2 separate regions of the Mus musculus genome follow, and region 2 is linked to region 1. Evidence: chromatin loops called from intact Hi-C (ENCODE). Cell type or tissue: gastrocnemius. All regions are shown on one strand.

The links. Peaks named below come from ENCODE experiments on the same cell type or tissue, not always from the same donor. Only the 100,000 strongest peaks of a DNase experiment are listed, where the experiment ranks them.
Region 2: it touches region 1 in a loop (1.8-fold over the local background); 2 of 42 quality-filtered maps call a loop at or near these places.

What each region holds. Positions count from the first base shown.
Region 1 is chr2:180,674,499-180,682,498 of GRCm38, reverse strand. It overlaps Dido1 (death inducer-obliterator 1), which reads left to right. Exons shown (of 16, transcript NM_175551.4): 7 at 7,072-7,531; 8 at 7,649-7,808. Among named protein-coding and RNA genes, the nearest start is that of Gm22502, 20 kb to the left of the region's middle. In gastrocnemius, a CTCF peak has its summit at 3,608 (motif pointing left); DNase peaks (open chromatin) are centred at 655 and 3,567.
Region 2 is chr2:180,910,640-180,918,639 of GRCm38, reverse strand. Ythdf1 (YTH N6-methyladenosine RNA binding protein 1) reads left to right here. Exons shown (of 5, transcript NM_173761.3): 4 at 6,433-7,953. Among named protein-coding and RNA genes, the nearest start is that of Ythdf1, 6.3 kb to the left of the region's middle. In gastrocnemius, no CTCF peak of the experiment used is centred here; no DNase peak of the experiment used is centred here; H3K27ac peaks cover 1,330 bases.

The DNA.
Region 1 (8,000 bases):
TGCAGGCCTAGACTAACATTAGAGAAGTTGAGACAGGAACATCGTGAGTTCTAGGCCAGCTGGGGTTGCAGAGTAAGAACCTTTCTCTAGGGCAAGTGGGAGGGAATGTAAAAGACCTAAGAAATGCAGTAAATTAGCATGCTCTACTGCATTGTGGCAGGCCTTAGTGCGCTGTAGGCAGTTGAGTAGTTTGAGATGAGAGGTCTGGTGTTCCTTCAGTTACAGCAGCTCTACAACAGCAGCATTGTGAACTAATTAATGAGTAGACTTAGAGCCAAGTACACCTCTTAGAATAGGGAAAAACCTGCCAAGTATAGGGTTCAAGTGCTTTAAGTGTCTGTAGACCTAACAATAAACGATAGAAACCCGGGAGTGTAGTCATATCCCTGAGAGCTGAAGATTGATTACAACTCAGTTCATCTTCATCTGTGTGCCCAGAATGGAAAACCAGCTCTTGAAGTTCTGATTCAGGGTCTCACATTAGAAGCAGTTAAAAATCTCTAGTTTCAGTTTCAGACCCTGGTAAGTATATCCCTCGTGTGGCATCATAAAAAGTCCCGTGCACTGGAGGATTGGTGAGGAGGATGGAACATAGTGGGCCTAAAATCTGAGTACTGTCTTCTGTCTCCCTTCCATGAGGAGGGGGGAGGGGGAGTCCCCCAGGGGGTCAACAAGGCGACCAGTTCTTATGCTCAGGGGTTCTTTGACCTTTCTCTCCCCCACCTTGTCCTTCACAATTGACTCAATCCTTAGTGGAGGTGGAACTGATGGGTTTCAGGGCAGGAGGGTAGGACAAGTTAACAATTGATTAATCTTCCCAGCATACCAGCATCTCAAAAATGATCAGCATTCAAAATACAGCATGCATCAGGGACATGTTTCTAGACCAGTTTCTTCTGACCCCCCCCCCCCCCCATCCCATAAATGATATCATCCTAACATTGAGAGTGTCGTCATCAGTGAGGAGCAGTGTCTCCTCTCTGCCTCTTGCTATCCAAATGGGACCAGTCCCCTTTGATCCCTCTTCCTCTGCACAGTGGGAGGGCACCACACAGTCTATGCAACTGTGTCCCAAGGACTCTGGCCCTGTCTCCCCACTGCCTGTGTGCAGAATACACAACAGGGGAGGGGAGGGAGGGAAGCTCAAAGTGAAGCCAGTGCTGGAAACACTTCTACATTCTTCGTGGATGCTCACCATGTACACTGAGAAGACTGCATGGCAGAGCTGAGCTGAGCTGCTGCCCCTCTGAGTGGATACAGGCAGGCAGCATGCTGCTCTGCACAGGAAACCACTCCTCCACATGCAGGTGATTCGATTTCACAAACAGTTGTTCCCCTGATTTATATATTTTTTCTTTCTAGAATATCTGTACAGTTTCCTTAATTTATAGAAACAATTGTCATTTTTAAAATTTCCAAAGATTCTGATATCGCTGTTACAGTTTTTGTATCCTTCTGTGTTTTATTTCCACTGACACCTCCCATTGCCAGGGGAGGGTAGTGAGCTGAACACTTGCCTAAAATATTCTTGGGTTATTAGAGTTTTGAAACAAAATTTAGTATTTATACTTATAATCACAATAATTAGTATTTTGGACTCACTAAATGGCTCATCAAGTGACTTAAAACACTGGTGTTTGAATGGATCTTGACATGACATTTCATCGGGCTGTAGGGAATTAAAGCAAAACCCCATCCACCTACAAACTCAAACCTGGGGAGTGGCTGCATCCTGCACAGGCGACCAGGTGGGTGGTAGAGCAGGGAGAACATGGGGTTTCCCAGGGCATCTTGAGGTGTGGGCTTCAGGAGCACATTTCATGGGGTCATGAAGGCGCCCTGTGGCGGGTACTAGAAACCTACAGGTGGGCCTGTGTTTTATCAGCTGCATGAGCCGTTTATTTGTCTTCACAGTTGTTAGTGGCAATAAAGGGGATAGGAGAACGGCTTTGCACATCTTAACCAAGCCCCTCCCAGTTTGGGGGGGGGGGGACAAAATTGGTAATGAGGGGGTTAAACTTGGCAGCTGTTGAATAATATACATAGAGCTAAAACTTACTAGGTTGTTGGTTACATTCTTTTGGTATCTTGCTTTTTATAAGTCTTTTAAAAGCCCACTGTTGAGAAAATTGGATCATAGCATTAACTTGAACCTGCAAAGTGAGCCCCTAAGAGTACTCCAGTCCTATAGCTGTCCCTGTGTCCTTCACCTCTCTGAATGACCTTCCTGTAAACTTAAGGAGCTGTGGATCAGAGTTAACACTCCCAAGAAAATCCTTTTGATGGCATTGCTGATCTCAAGAGTGCAAAGGTCTCCTCTGAAGATGCCTGCCACAATCATTAGTATAAAGTGATAAAATGCTTCTGATACACACCAACATGCACATAGTTAACATGCTTAGTATCCAGAAGTTAGAGTGTAAACGTAGATCAGATTCTTGGCTGCTTTAAAGAAGGTTTGGGCAACATTGATTTGCCACAAACCTGGAAGAGCTCGGCAAGAACCTAAGGTAACTGGTTGCATTCTCTACACCTGGTTATCCACTGCACCTCCAGCATTGGCCCCATTAGGTCTGGAGGGTCTAGGAAGGCACACAGATTGTTGTAATAACTTGGTACAAAGAAATAATGGTTAAAATGAACTTGGCTGAAGTCATCTGTACCTGGTATGTTTGGGGAAATCTGAGAAACAGCAGCTCAGCTTCCACGTAGCTGGGCAGATTGAACACACCCACATGGCCCTCACCACACTGTATTCCAGTGACTAACAATGTAAGAAATTACCAATCCAACATGATTTAAGCTGAAGATTTCAAGATCCTATGTGATTGGTTAAGATAACTTGCAAGAGTTGGTCTCTGCATTAAGATGGAAGTCAAATACTGGACATGAGTAAGAAAAGATTTTCATCTAGTTGGATGTGGACCTCTGCAGGGTCACATGTTTAGTCACATGCATAGTCACTGGGCACTCATCTCTGATGTAGCCTGTGCTGCTTTGTCCAAGCCTCGTTTTCTTACATATAAAACTAAATTGGTAACTTCTCTTAAAGATAAGTATTAATTTTTTTTGATGGTTTCAATATCAGTCCCGGCCACCTTTTTCAGTCCTGCCTCAGCCTCCTGAATCCTGAGATTACAGGCATGTGCATGAGGTGTGGGTAGAGGGAAATTATTTATTTGAAGATACTTAAGCATGTCTAGGAAGCAACAGCAAAAACATTTCCACTGCCACCTCACTGGAAAGAGGTATGGTGAAGCAATGGGAAGTCCTAAGTTACATGAGCCAGAGCTGAGGAACAGAATTCAGCACCTGGCCTTGTTTCAAGGTGCTGCTTGATCACTGTCTTCAAAAAAAGCAACTCCCCTTAGGCTTCTGGAGGTGAGATACCTGCATGGGGCCAGCCTGCCCTCCTAAGACTAGCCATCAGGCAGCGTGACTGGGATGGGTGGGACTATAGGTGTGGACCCCTACCCTGCACCTGGATCCTGTTTCAACTTCATGCAGTTGTGGGGTTCTACCTTGGGGGTACATGAGCAGGGTTTGTTCCCCTAATGCCTTTCTCTTTCCTGCCTTTGTGGATCATTACTGCCACCTGGTGACCAACAGAGCTATAGCAACCTTACTAATGGACCCATGGTGTGAGAATAGAGTTGGGTTCCCATGCGGAGCACTCTACTTCCCTACTCCGTCAAACTTTCAGCAGCTTAGTTTCCATTACAAAGAACTGGTCATGACAACCTTTGCTTCCACTAGTAGTCCACAGGACTAGAGATGCCTTCCTCCTTAGTGTTGGTCAATACCTTCTTACCCCACGAGAGGGCAGAGAAAGCTAGTAGTAGAGACAGCAACCCACAGTGTAAAGTGCTATTAGTAAGATGGGTCTCTCATGAGTTACAGCTATGTAATTTTTATATAGTTAAAAGTGAAGTGAATTCTTCAATTGGAACAGTAGCTCAATAGGACGTTTGTCCAGTATGCCCAAGCCACAGGTTTTTGAAAACCCAGTATTGGGGTAGGGAATGGAATAAGGATTTGCAAATTCATTCATTGTTCTATTCAATCATGAAGGTCAATCCCTGTTGCTGGCATTGCTGCCCTAAGCCAACACCACTATTATTCCTACCTGTAGGGGCTAGAGAAACATGCCAGTCCCTTGAGCAGTTGCAATGGGTAACTGTTGCCCTGTTTAACACCACCCAAAATAGAAGGGGGCTTGGTGTTTCAAGATGCTAGTAGGCAAATGGTTAGGGAAAGCCATCATTTATGGGACATATCAGTTTAATTACATAACATGACTTTTATGCACTGTTGGGAGTGTGCCTAATGTGTCCTAACGTCCTTAAGAGGAAAGAAGCCACCAGAGCTGTCAGGCTGCAGAGTGATGGTTAGGGAGTTACGTTAATAGGTGGTCTTCAGGTATAGCTGCTCTCAAACCATCAAGTGTGTATACTTGGAGTGTCAGGAATAACTGAAATGTAGTCCGGCCAAGAGAGATTGGGTCTTTGGTGGAACCTCTGGTTTTGAATTCCCTGTTTGTGACCAGAAAAAAAACAACACAGATGTTTCAGGCCATACTACTATATGGAGGGGCTTTGTCGAGGGCTGGGTGATGCTTTGTTTTGTAGAGTGGAAGTCAGCTGGCAATCTAGTACACATTTATTATACCCCTGTTCAATGTCACACTCGTATAGCACTTGGTCCATACCATTATCTGAGTGTTCATTCCTTCTCTGTACCTTCCTCAGAGGACTCTTCTAATTTTTAACCACCACACAACCCAGCAGTCAGATATGAAGGTAAATTGCTAAATATAACTGGAGCCAAGAGTAGTAGACATCCACTGCAGAGTCCTTGGACATTGTCCTTGATCTATGGGAACCTTGGCTCAGAATGTGTTTTCTCCATATATTTGTCATGTATACTGTATTGTAAAAATAATTTCTATTTTGCACAGATCTGCCTTTTGGTATTTTCTGTCCTCATCTAGAAAAACATCAGAGTTTTAGGTAGATGTCATTGTCACTCTGCAAACCCCCTAAAGTGCTTTGAGGTTGAGGTTTGGCATGCTTCTGAGCAAGTATAGAGTTCACCTGTAGCAGTCCTCTGGGATGGAATTGAAGGGCTTCAGATGAAATGCAGCTTATATTTAGGTTCCTCAGTACCACTTTATAATCAGCCATATGGCAGTGGTTTAGGCTACCTCTCAGACAGGTTGGTCGTCAGGTCTGGCAGTACCTGATGGTGTCCCTAAGCATATAGAATAGCTTGTTGAAGAGGGCTGTCCTTGTATGTGGCATCTCTGCTCTTTGAGCTCTCTGCCCTTCCTGGGAAATTGGAAATGGTTACTGGGAGCACAAGGTGGGAAGTCCTCATTTATGATCTTAAAGTCATGCTTCAGTCATATACATGCTTAAACTGTAGTGTTTAAGGATTGCCTATCTAGATGAACCATCTCATAGTTGTTTGTTTCTTGCCGGTAGGACACCTGTCCTGAACCGAATGTTGCCAGACATTTCCTTACCTCATCTGACCACTTGGACTGCTGGTCAACATGTTAGACAAACAGACAAACATCATTCAGTTCCATGGCCCAAGCAGGACTTGGAGGAGGGGAAGGGTGGAGGGAGGGAGGGAGGAGAGAGAATGAATATGAGATTGAGTATGCCAGAGTTTATTTCCTCCTTGAACTATGTGGATCTTGTGACCTGAACTTGGACTTGCCCACAGGTACCTCTTTTTAGACATTTTGTGTGCCTTTGATGCAGGATTTTAATTAAACTGATTTGATTGCCCACTGGCATCTAGAAGTTTTGGTGCAAGCAAACCTTGTGACTTAGCATTTGTTTTAGACAATCTCTTGGTTTTTCAAGACAGGGTTTCTCTGCAGCTCTGGCTGTCCTGGAACTAACTCTATAGACGAGGCTTACCTCAAACGCTTCGATCCACCTGCCTTTGCCTCCCAAATGCTGGGATTAAAGGCATCACCATCATTACCCTGCTTTGACAAGCATTTAAAATACCTGGTTGTCATTTTTACCCTGCTGAGGGAATTAGGTGTGTGTGGGTTGGGGGTGAGGTCATATAAATGGGCATCAATCATTTTAGCATCTGGTGCTCATTGCTCCCTGGCCTTTCATCAAGAAAAGGAGTCTGGTGATTTCCTTTCACATAAATTCAGCAGGCTGAAGTCTTCCATTCTGGCATCTGACTTTTGGTGTGAAAATAGGTTGGCTGATCTTCCCTATAGCAACCTTGTCAACCATGTCTACAGTGAGCTTCTGCTGGAGGGTGATGAAGTAATGTGTATCCTTTGCTGACAAGGTGTCCACCCCTTTAATCCCAGCACTTGGGAGGCAGAGACAGGTGGATTTCTGAGTTCGAGGCCAGCCTAGTCTATAGAGTGAGTTCCAGGACAGCCAGGGCTATACAGAGAAACCCTGTCTTGAAAAAACAAAAAAAAAAGGTGTCTACCTCCAGGACCCTTGGGGGTTGGAGAGTGATTTTTCTTCTTTCCAAAAGGTTTTTAGGGCCGGGCGTGGTGGCGCACGCCTTTAATCCCAGCACTCGGGAGGCAGAGGCAGGCGGATTTCTGAATTCGAGGCCAGCCTGGTCTACAAAGTGAGCTCCAGGACAGCCAGGGCTATACAGAGAAACCCTGTCTCGGAAAAAAAAAAAAAAAAAAAAAAAAAAAAACCCAAAAGGTTTTTAAAAGTTCACACAAAAACACCTTGTCTTGTCAATGAAAATGATCCTGTAAATCTGTCCTATTTTGATGGCAAGTTTGTCGTTTATTTTTACAAATTAACTAGTGATTAATTGGAGCTTTTGATAATAGGCTTGTTTGAAGTAAAAGGTTTTAATGTAATACATGAAGTGTTTTTCTTTTTAAAATGAGGAGTAATTATCACCATAAAATACTGTGGAGCCAACCTCTCTTCGGTTCGAAATTTTAAAACCTGCAAATGCACCTAATTCCTTGGTTGTACGGGCTATTTCCAGGGTGGAAATGGTATAATGTCAGCATGCTATTCTGTATGTGTTGCTCAGTGTGTGCGTTCTGCTTTCCAGCCATGAAGGATGACAGGAGGGTGGAGGACAGGACAATGGCAGCAGTTACCATCCCGAAGAAAGCACTTCCTTCAGCCTCTTTGGTGGGCAGACAGACTTCACCTAGGAATCTTGTTCCAAAGAAGCTTCCTCCTTACTCTAATATGGCAGGAGCCAAACCAGCCATTAAGAAACTGCCTTCAGGCTTCAAGGGTACCATCCCCAAGAGGCCATGGCCCTCAGCCACCCTGTCAGGCACTTCTGCCAGGCAGGCAGGACCAACACCTATGACAGCTGCTTCCAAAAAGTTGCCTGGCTCTGCTGCTGTGGTGGGAGTTACCAGGAAGCCAATGTCTGCCAATGTTCCTGCTGCTTCTCCAGCCCCAGGACGGCTTGGTCCTGTGAGCCCAGCTCCATCACAGCCCAATTCACAAATTCGACAAAATATAAGGCGCTCCTTGAAAGAGATTTTGTGGAAAAGGTGGGCCATTGTATATGTCATATCTCCCAGATGTAGCATTGATGGTCGTATTCTGGAATTTTCCCACTAGGCAAGTGCCCCCCTGGTTTATGTAATCCCTCTTTTCATTCTATTCAGAGTCAATGACAGCGATGACTTAATAATGACAGAAAATGAAGTAGGAAAAATTGCCCTCCACATTGAGAAGGAGATGTTTAACTTGTTCCAGGTTACTGATAATCGCTATAAGAGCAAATATCGCAGCATCATGTTCAACCTTAAGGATCCTAAGAATCAGGTCTGTGTACCCCTGACTAGATGTTGGGAATTCTTTTCCCAGAATAGACCCTCACCTTCATTTCACAATGATGTGAAATTACCAAACAGCATTTACAGAAGTGTACATCCTTCCTCTTACATGGGGCGTCTTCACTGCCAGAACTGGAGTTATCAGAGATTTTTATAACCCCTCTCCTCCCAATTTTATTAG
Region 2 (8,000 bases), 240 kb before region 1:
GAGAGGGTATGTGTAAAGCACAGAATTAGTACCTTATGGTCAGCATTTCTTACCTTTGGAACTGTAGAGCCCCTTCTGTTTTCATGTATATGTATGTGCATAGGTCTGTGTGTCCAGGGAGGTGTGCGAGTGGGGTGGGGATGTCAGGAATGATCCTCTGTCACCTTCTGCTTTATTCAGTGATGCAGGGTCTCTTGGACCCAGAGCTTGCCAGTGTGGCTAAGTCTCAATTATTTTGGGACTCTCCTGTTTTTACAAGTAGCCACCACACTCATCTGGTATTTACATGGGTTTGAGGGGATCCAAACTCTGTTCCTAAAGCTTGAGTGGCTATCACTTCAAACTGAGCCATCTCCTCAGTCAGTACTTTTATTTTTTAAGTGTGTGTGTGTGTGTGTGTGTGTGTGTGTGTGTATACATGCACAGGTGACCTCAGAGTCTAGAAGAGGGTGTAAGAGCCTCTGGAATTAGAGTTACAGGTGGTTGTGAACTGCCTCTTGCAGCAGACCACAGTTCAGTTGCCATATAGGGTGCTGGTAACTGAACTGTGGTCCTCTGCAAGAGCAGCAAGTACTCAAAATCTGAGCCATCTCTCCAGCCCAGGCAATTAAACATTGTTTTAATGAGTCCTTTTAGCATGTCATGTGTATGTGCAATGTATGATGATCATAGCAGCTTCACATTTCCCCAAGGTGCCCCTCTTACCTTCGTGTCTCTTTCCTCTAACCTACTGGGGCCATGGGCATTTTATGCCTAAGCATTTTTTGGCTGTTCCCTGCACACCCTGGCTTCCACCCACTAGATTCCCTGTGCAGCTACCATGAAAATTGTCTGCAAGGTGTTTCCTGGTAACAAAATTGCCCTGCTTAAAAACCATAGGCAATCTGGGCATGGTGGTACACACTTATTTCTAGTATTCAAGGGTAGAGACAAAGGAATTCAAGGCCAGCCAGGGTTAAGTAGTAGTAAGACCTATCTCAAAATAAACAAACAGAAAGCCATATACAATTTGAAATTTAGATTTAACCATAGTCTCTGCCACTTTTTTTTAAAGATTTTATTTCTTTATTTTATGTACATAAGTACACTGTAGCTGTCTTCAGACACACCAGAAGAGGGCATCAGATCCCATTACAGATGGTTGTGAGCTACCGTGTGGTTGCTGGGAATTGAACTCAGGACCTCTGGAAGAGCAGTCAGTGCTCTTAACCTCTAAGCCACCTTTCCAGCACATGTCTCTGCCACTTTTAAATGCATGCTGCATATTTAGAGTCAAGCAAGACTTTTTGCCTGGTTGTTGTACCAGAAGGAAATAGATTACCTGCCCCCCCCCCCCTTATTTTTTATTTTTTGCTCATCTGCCCTTCTAGGTCATCTTAGAGCATTTTATATAACTTTCCTCCATGTTTCTTTCCACCACATTGAGATATCAGAAGCCTAAGAGTCTGAGGGAGCCTTAACCTATATGGTTGCATGGTTGGCCCTGAATATCTGGGCAGTCATTATAGGGTTGCAGAACTGACTTGGCCTTAGTCATGGGCTATTGGCCATGACAAGAACAAGAAGTTAAACAAAACTATTCTTTTGAATAGCATGTTTCCTGGTTTTCTTTTTTATTTGGTTTTTCAAGACAGGATTTCTCTGTGTAGCCCTGGCTGTCTTGGAACTTCCTCTGTAGACTAAGCTGGGCCTCAGAGTCAGAGATCTGCCTACCTCTGCTGCCTGAGTGCTGGAATTAAAAGCTTTCACCACCACTGCCTGGTTCCTGGTTCTTTTATAGCAGTGATATATACTAAATATTAAAACAAGGAACAAGGGTTGCTTTACTATGTTTGAAATGTTTTTATAAAGTAGGAACTCATGGAATACTTGGGAGGCGTTTCTTAAAAGTAGAATCAATTTTCCCCCTTACTGTCAATTGCATGTCCCTGAAGTCTTGGGGAAATTGTGAAAAGGAATGTTGTTCTTCAAGATAGCACCCTTAGTAAATAGCTTTAAAGTGGCACCTCATGTCTAAGTTCAGATGTACTTTTTAGTAAAGTACTTGCAGCATATTGCTTAAGAATAAATTTCCTAGAAATGCCCAGCTTTATTAGGAGGTTTGTAGAAAGTAGCAGCACAGGAGGCTTTCAGGCCTTCCCTTAGGCATGAAGCAGCTGAGGGCCAGCATAACAGCCTTTACCTGTGTGGACCATGGAGTCTCCAGTCACTTAGCAGGTGCCTGCTCTCTTAGTGTTGCTTGTTTCTTCATATGGGGCCAAAATGCCATTCTGCCCCCCTACTTTTCTGTAGTATATCCTTGTGCCCAAAGGTTATTTAAGATGCTGGTTGGACACTGCCACTCATGTTCCACGTGGCCACGCTGAAGGTTGTACCTCTGCTCATTTGTGAGGAACTGCTGGCCTTGGGAGCTCTTAGCTTATCTTGAAAATTGAGCCTCCTCAATCATGAAAGGTTTTTATCAGTGTTTATGTGGTTTCTTTGCCTGCAGCCAGAGTTAAATTAAATAATGCTGTGCCTTGTTTGAGCATACGCAGCCTCTGTTGTTTGTGAATATCTGGGAGAAACTTGACACTTGGATTACTGCCATGTCTATGCAGTTCTAGTAGGCTTGGATTAGCACTTATGTGCATGGCCATCCAGCCTGTGTCTGGCTTGGATTTTTGTGATTATATGTACATCTATAAATGTCCTTAAAAGTTCCAGTGGTGGTATCCAGTAAGGAGGGATTTGCTACCACTACAGCTTCCCAGAGGGGAAAGGGAAGGATGCAATGGGTCTTTATTTGCTCTTTAGCAAGTTGCTTAAACAGATGTAAAAATTCTTGTCAGAAACTGCTGTCTCTGCTTATCAGTCAGAAAAGGGGTTCACACCACAGTCTCAGAGGGATCAGCCCTGAGGAAAGACCAGGAAAGTGCCTGGCTGAGTGAGCGTGTTGTCAGGGTTCTCTAACATATCCTTTGTCTGTCATTTCCTCCTGAAGTTAGTGTGTGCGTGCTGACTGACAGCAGTCCCAGCAGTCCCAGCAGTCCCAGGAGTCCTAGACACTTGCTCACCTTTCTCCAGCCTTGCCCTTAGTGCTTCCTTAAACATAATGGATTTAATTTGATGAAGAAGAGCATGTGTCTCAGCATGGTCCAGAGATGATCTGTGGGGCTGGGAAGAGACTGTCCTGCATCTCCTTCCAGTTTCAGTCATCTCATTGTTCAAATAGTCTCAGAGTTCTTTCCTTCTCAGAAAAAAAAAAGTGCAGAAGTATTCTAGTCATTTAAAATCTGTCCCCCTTGTCATTCAATGTGATTAAACTTGGATTAATAATAAGTGAACAAAAACTCTTTAATCCTAGAACAGATTTTATGGCTTTATTATTCTTTACTGTTTCCAAATGATGTAGGGATAACAGCCGACATGGTTATTTAAATTCTCTTTAATTTTTTGGAGTCTCTACTTTGTTTATATAATTTTCTAGTTATCAGGATCAGGAAGAAGAGGCCTAAGAGCTCCAAGTTGTATTTTCACCTGTCAGTGGTCTCTGGCTTTGCCTGGAAGATGTGTTTGCCTTCCTTGTGTGGTCTTGTACACCAGCTTTGATTAGAAATCTTAAATATGGTACTACCCAGTCATCTGATGAGCTGTGAGAACCCAAGTGTTGTACTTAGAGGTGTGTTTCATATGTGAAGAGCAACTTTTGAGTTTGGTTGCATAACAGTTTATTCATCTGTGTCTCTGGTAAACCACTTTCATACTATACCTTCGATGATACTGGGGAGCTACCGAGCCAGAAGGGACCGTTTGCTTGGGTTATTTACAAGTGAGCATGAATCCACAAGCCTGTGCCTGACCATACAGAGGGAGGTGGATAGCTTGGACAGGTTCTGCATGCTTTACCAGCAGCACCAGTGTATTTATTTCCAGGTCATACTTGAGCTAAGTAGCTACACATCTCAACCAGAATAGGCACCATGTACTACAGACTGATGGGAACCACTTCCTTCCCAGGAAAGTTGTATATCATGGACTGGCAGTCAGCTTGGCTTACAGAGTTGTGGGAGCAGCTGCTACAGGTTTCTTCTGCATAAAATAACCTGGTTGAGATAGCTTTACAAAGTAGCTTGATGCTTCTACTTCAACAACTGAAAGGAAATAAGGAGGTAATAGAAGTTGGTGTGTCCGTGGGGTTGAGGTAAAAACTGGAGTTGGCCTAAAGCACAGTTTGACTGTGCTGTGGAGAGAGTTAGGAGAGGTGTGGCTGCTGGTTCAGAAGCAAAGGGAGGGTGTGGCTAGGTGTTTGGACTTCTGGAGGATGCCTGTAGCACTTTTCAGGAGATCTTAGTAAACAATGACCTTTTAATCTGGGATTTTACCTTTTCCATAGGGTTTAATTTATCTTTGCTTATTCCATCTCCACTCTACAACTCCTGAGAAGCAGTGAGGTTTCCCCAAGGCTGTATCTTGCAGGCAGGCACTGCTGATGCTTTTTTTTCTTTGTGTCTCTGCCCTACAAGTGTGTTTCTACATGTACATTTTTAGTTGAAGCATCACACCCTGGTCTTGAGGTGTGGTGATTTTTGCAGAGAAAGTTAGCTGGAATCTTTGTATTAGGATCTGAAAGAAACACAATTTTAGGATTTGGGGCAGGATGTTAGGGAGGTATGTGCTTTGCACCTACAAGTTCAAGTAGCATTTGGCCAGAACTGGCTGGAGAATAATGGGGGGGGGGGGCACCTATTGTGTGGTATTTATATATCTCTGTGTGTGACCTGCATTCTATGCCTGTTCTTCAGGTGGTAATATTTCTGGAGGGCTTTGAGAGCTGTTGTTGTTGTTGTGATGGATCTTACCTAACAATCCTAAATTGAGTCAATCTCAGTTAAGGCCTAGGTATATGTTGGAGTGACCTGAGTATCTTTTCTGAGTCCTTACTGCTGCTTGTTGGTTTGTGGCCAGTGGGTTAGAATGACAGACCACAACTAGGTCTTCCCTTCTGTCTCTCTATTTGTCATGCATAAAGTGTTAGCTAAGGAGAGGGAAGAGGACTGGTCTTCTTTGGAAGGACTGTGGCCTCTGTTTTGTATCCATGAAGGTATACTTCCCTCACAGAGCAAGACTTGTGCTCAGACCTCATAGATTCTTCTTCCCCCTGGCCTTGTTGCTCAGGCTCATTTGAAGGATGCTTGGAGGAGGTACGTAACAGGAAGCTGCAATGGAAGAGCCAGAATCACTGAAATCTTTTCAAGAGAAGATATAACAAGTTTTTTTGTTTGTTTGGTTGGTTGTTTTTTTGTTTTGTTTTGTTTATAGAATATTTATAGTGACCTGTTTGTGGATGTTAAAAGTTTTCATTACAAGGAAGCAATTACTTCATGTTAAGTGATAGTTCTGAAATTGTGTGGTGCCTAGTGGAGCTTTCTTACTTTCACTGGACATGTCCACCCCCCAAACACAGATTGCCATGCTATAGGAAGGTCTCTTCACTTACATCACTGATGCTTCCCTTTCAGAGATTGAAAAGAAATATAATAAGGTAATAAAAACTGGCCTGTTGGTTGAGGTAGAAACTGAAATTGAGCCCAAAGCACGGTGCCTAATTCTCACCAAACCTTGGCTGAGTGTCTCTCCAAAGGATGGTTTCCTAGAGCTTCCAACTCTGCAGTCTACACCTACAGGCTAGGAAACTCCTTAGAGGTATAGTGAGGCTACCAGGTCAGGATGGTGAAGCATTCCACCCTCCTATCTTTTTGCCCCTCTTAGAAGCTTCTGCTATGGGTGGAGTTGGGGCTTAGGAAGACTTTACTAAAGTGGGTCTTCTGGTATCAGCAGGGGTTAAGAACTCACTCCATGGACTCGATACTGGTAAAGGCACAGCAGAGGAGCCTGTGCTCCGCTCTGAGCACCCATAAGTGTGCTCAGGAAACCATGAAATGTGAAGAGCAGACCCTAGAAAAACCCAGCTGGGGTAGCTATCAGGAATATTGTGTAGGAGAGTCTTGAAGGTGACATTGAATACCAGTGCCTAGGTGTGTGTTAGGTCAGTGAGCTGGAGTCTGCTGGTCTTATTGACTGTCAGAGTCATCTTAGTGCATTGTTAAGGCTGTCCTCGTGCTCTGCTGTGCTATCAGTGTTTGTTGTAAATATTCCTACTGCAGGACTGGGTTGGATTCCTCAGATGGTGACGGCAGAAGGGTGGTTTGACTGGGTCATTTCACCTGAGTTCAGATCATTACAAAGCAGGCTTTGTGCTTTGAGACAGCAGTCTGGTTTGCATTTGTTACTAATGACTTTTGTTTTGACATTGGTGGCCATATCTGTCATTTAGGAAGAAATAATTGTGTGCTATATTATATTAGGCTGGTTTCTGCACCTGTGTATGAGGTGGTCAGCATGCTGAGCTGTCTGACAGTTGTCTAATTCATCACTTGTTTATTTTCACAGAGTAACAGTTACCCCTCGATGAGTGATCCTTACCTGTCCAGTTACTATCCACCATCCATTGGATTTCCTTACTCCCTCAGCGAGGCACCATGGTCCACTGCAGGGGACCCTCCCATCCCGTATCTCACTACCTATGGACAACTTAGTAATGGAGACCATCACTTCATGCATGATGCTGTTTTTGGGCAGCCTGGGGGTCTGGGGAACAACATTTACCAGCACAGGTTTAATTTTTTCCCTGAAAACCCTGCATTCTCAGCATGGGGGACAAGTGGTTCTCAGGGGCAGCAGACTCAGAGCTCAGCCTATGGGAGCAGTTACACTTACCCACCTAGCTCCCTTGGTGGCACAGTTGTTGATGGGCAGACAGGTTTTCACAGTGACTCCCTCAACAAGGCCCCTGGGATGAACAGTCTGGAGCAGGGCATGGTTGGCCTGAAGATTGGGGATGTTACCACCTCTGCAGTTAAGACGGTGGGTTCAGTTGTCAACAGTGTGGCACTGACTGGTGTCCTTTCTGGCAATGGTGGGACAAATGTAAACATGCCAGTTTCAAAACCAACTTCATGGGCAGCCATTGCTAGCAAGCCTGCAAAACCACAGCCTAAGATGAAAACAAAGAGTGGGCCGATAGTTGGGGGTGCACTGCCTCCTCCCCCTATCAAGCATAACATGGACATTGGTACTTGGGATAACAAGGGCCCTGCTCCAAAGGCCTCCGCCCCCCAGCAGACACCATCCCCCCAGGCTGCCCCACAGCCCCAGCAGGTAGCTCAACCTCTCCCTGTTCAGCCCCCACCTTTGGTCCAGCCACAGTATCAGAGCCCTCAGCAGCCACTTCAACCCCGCTGGGTGGCTCCTCGAAACAGAAATGCAGCATTTGGGCAGAGTGGAGGGGCCAACAGTGACAGTAACTCTGTTGGAAATGCCCAACCTACTTCTGCCCCGAGTGTAGAATCCCACCCTGTCCTGGAGAAACTGAAAGCTGCCCACAGCTATAACCCTAAAGAGTTCGACTGGAATCTTAAGAGTGGGCGGGTGTTCATCATCAAGAGCTATTCTGAGGACGACATCCACCGCTCCATCAAGTACTCCATCTGGTGTAGTACTGAACACGGCAACAAGCGCCTGGACGGCGCCTTCCGCTCCATGAGCAGCAAGGGGCCTGTTTATCTCCTCTTCAGTGTCAATGGGAGTGGACATTTCTGTGGGGTGGCAGAGATGAAGTCCCCTGTGGACTACGGCACCAGCGCTGGGGTCTGGTCTCAGGACAAGTGGAAGGGAAAGTTTGATGTGAAGTGGATTTTTGTGAAGGATGTGCCCAACAACCAGCTGCGGCACATCAGACTGGAGAATAACGACAACAAACCTGTCACAAACTCCCGTGATACACAGGAGGTGCCCTTAGAAAAAGCAAAACAAGTGCTGAAGATTATCGCTTCCTATAAGCACACAACCTCTATCTTTGACGACTTTTCTCATTATGAGAAGCGCCAGGAGGAAGAGGAGGTGGTGCGTAAGGTGAGTTGTTCTTAGGTACCTCTTACACAGGTGACCTGCACAGCAGG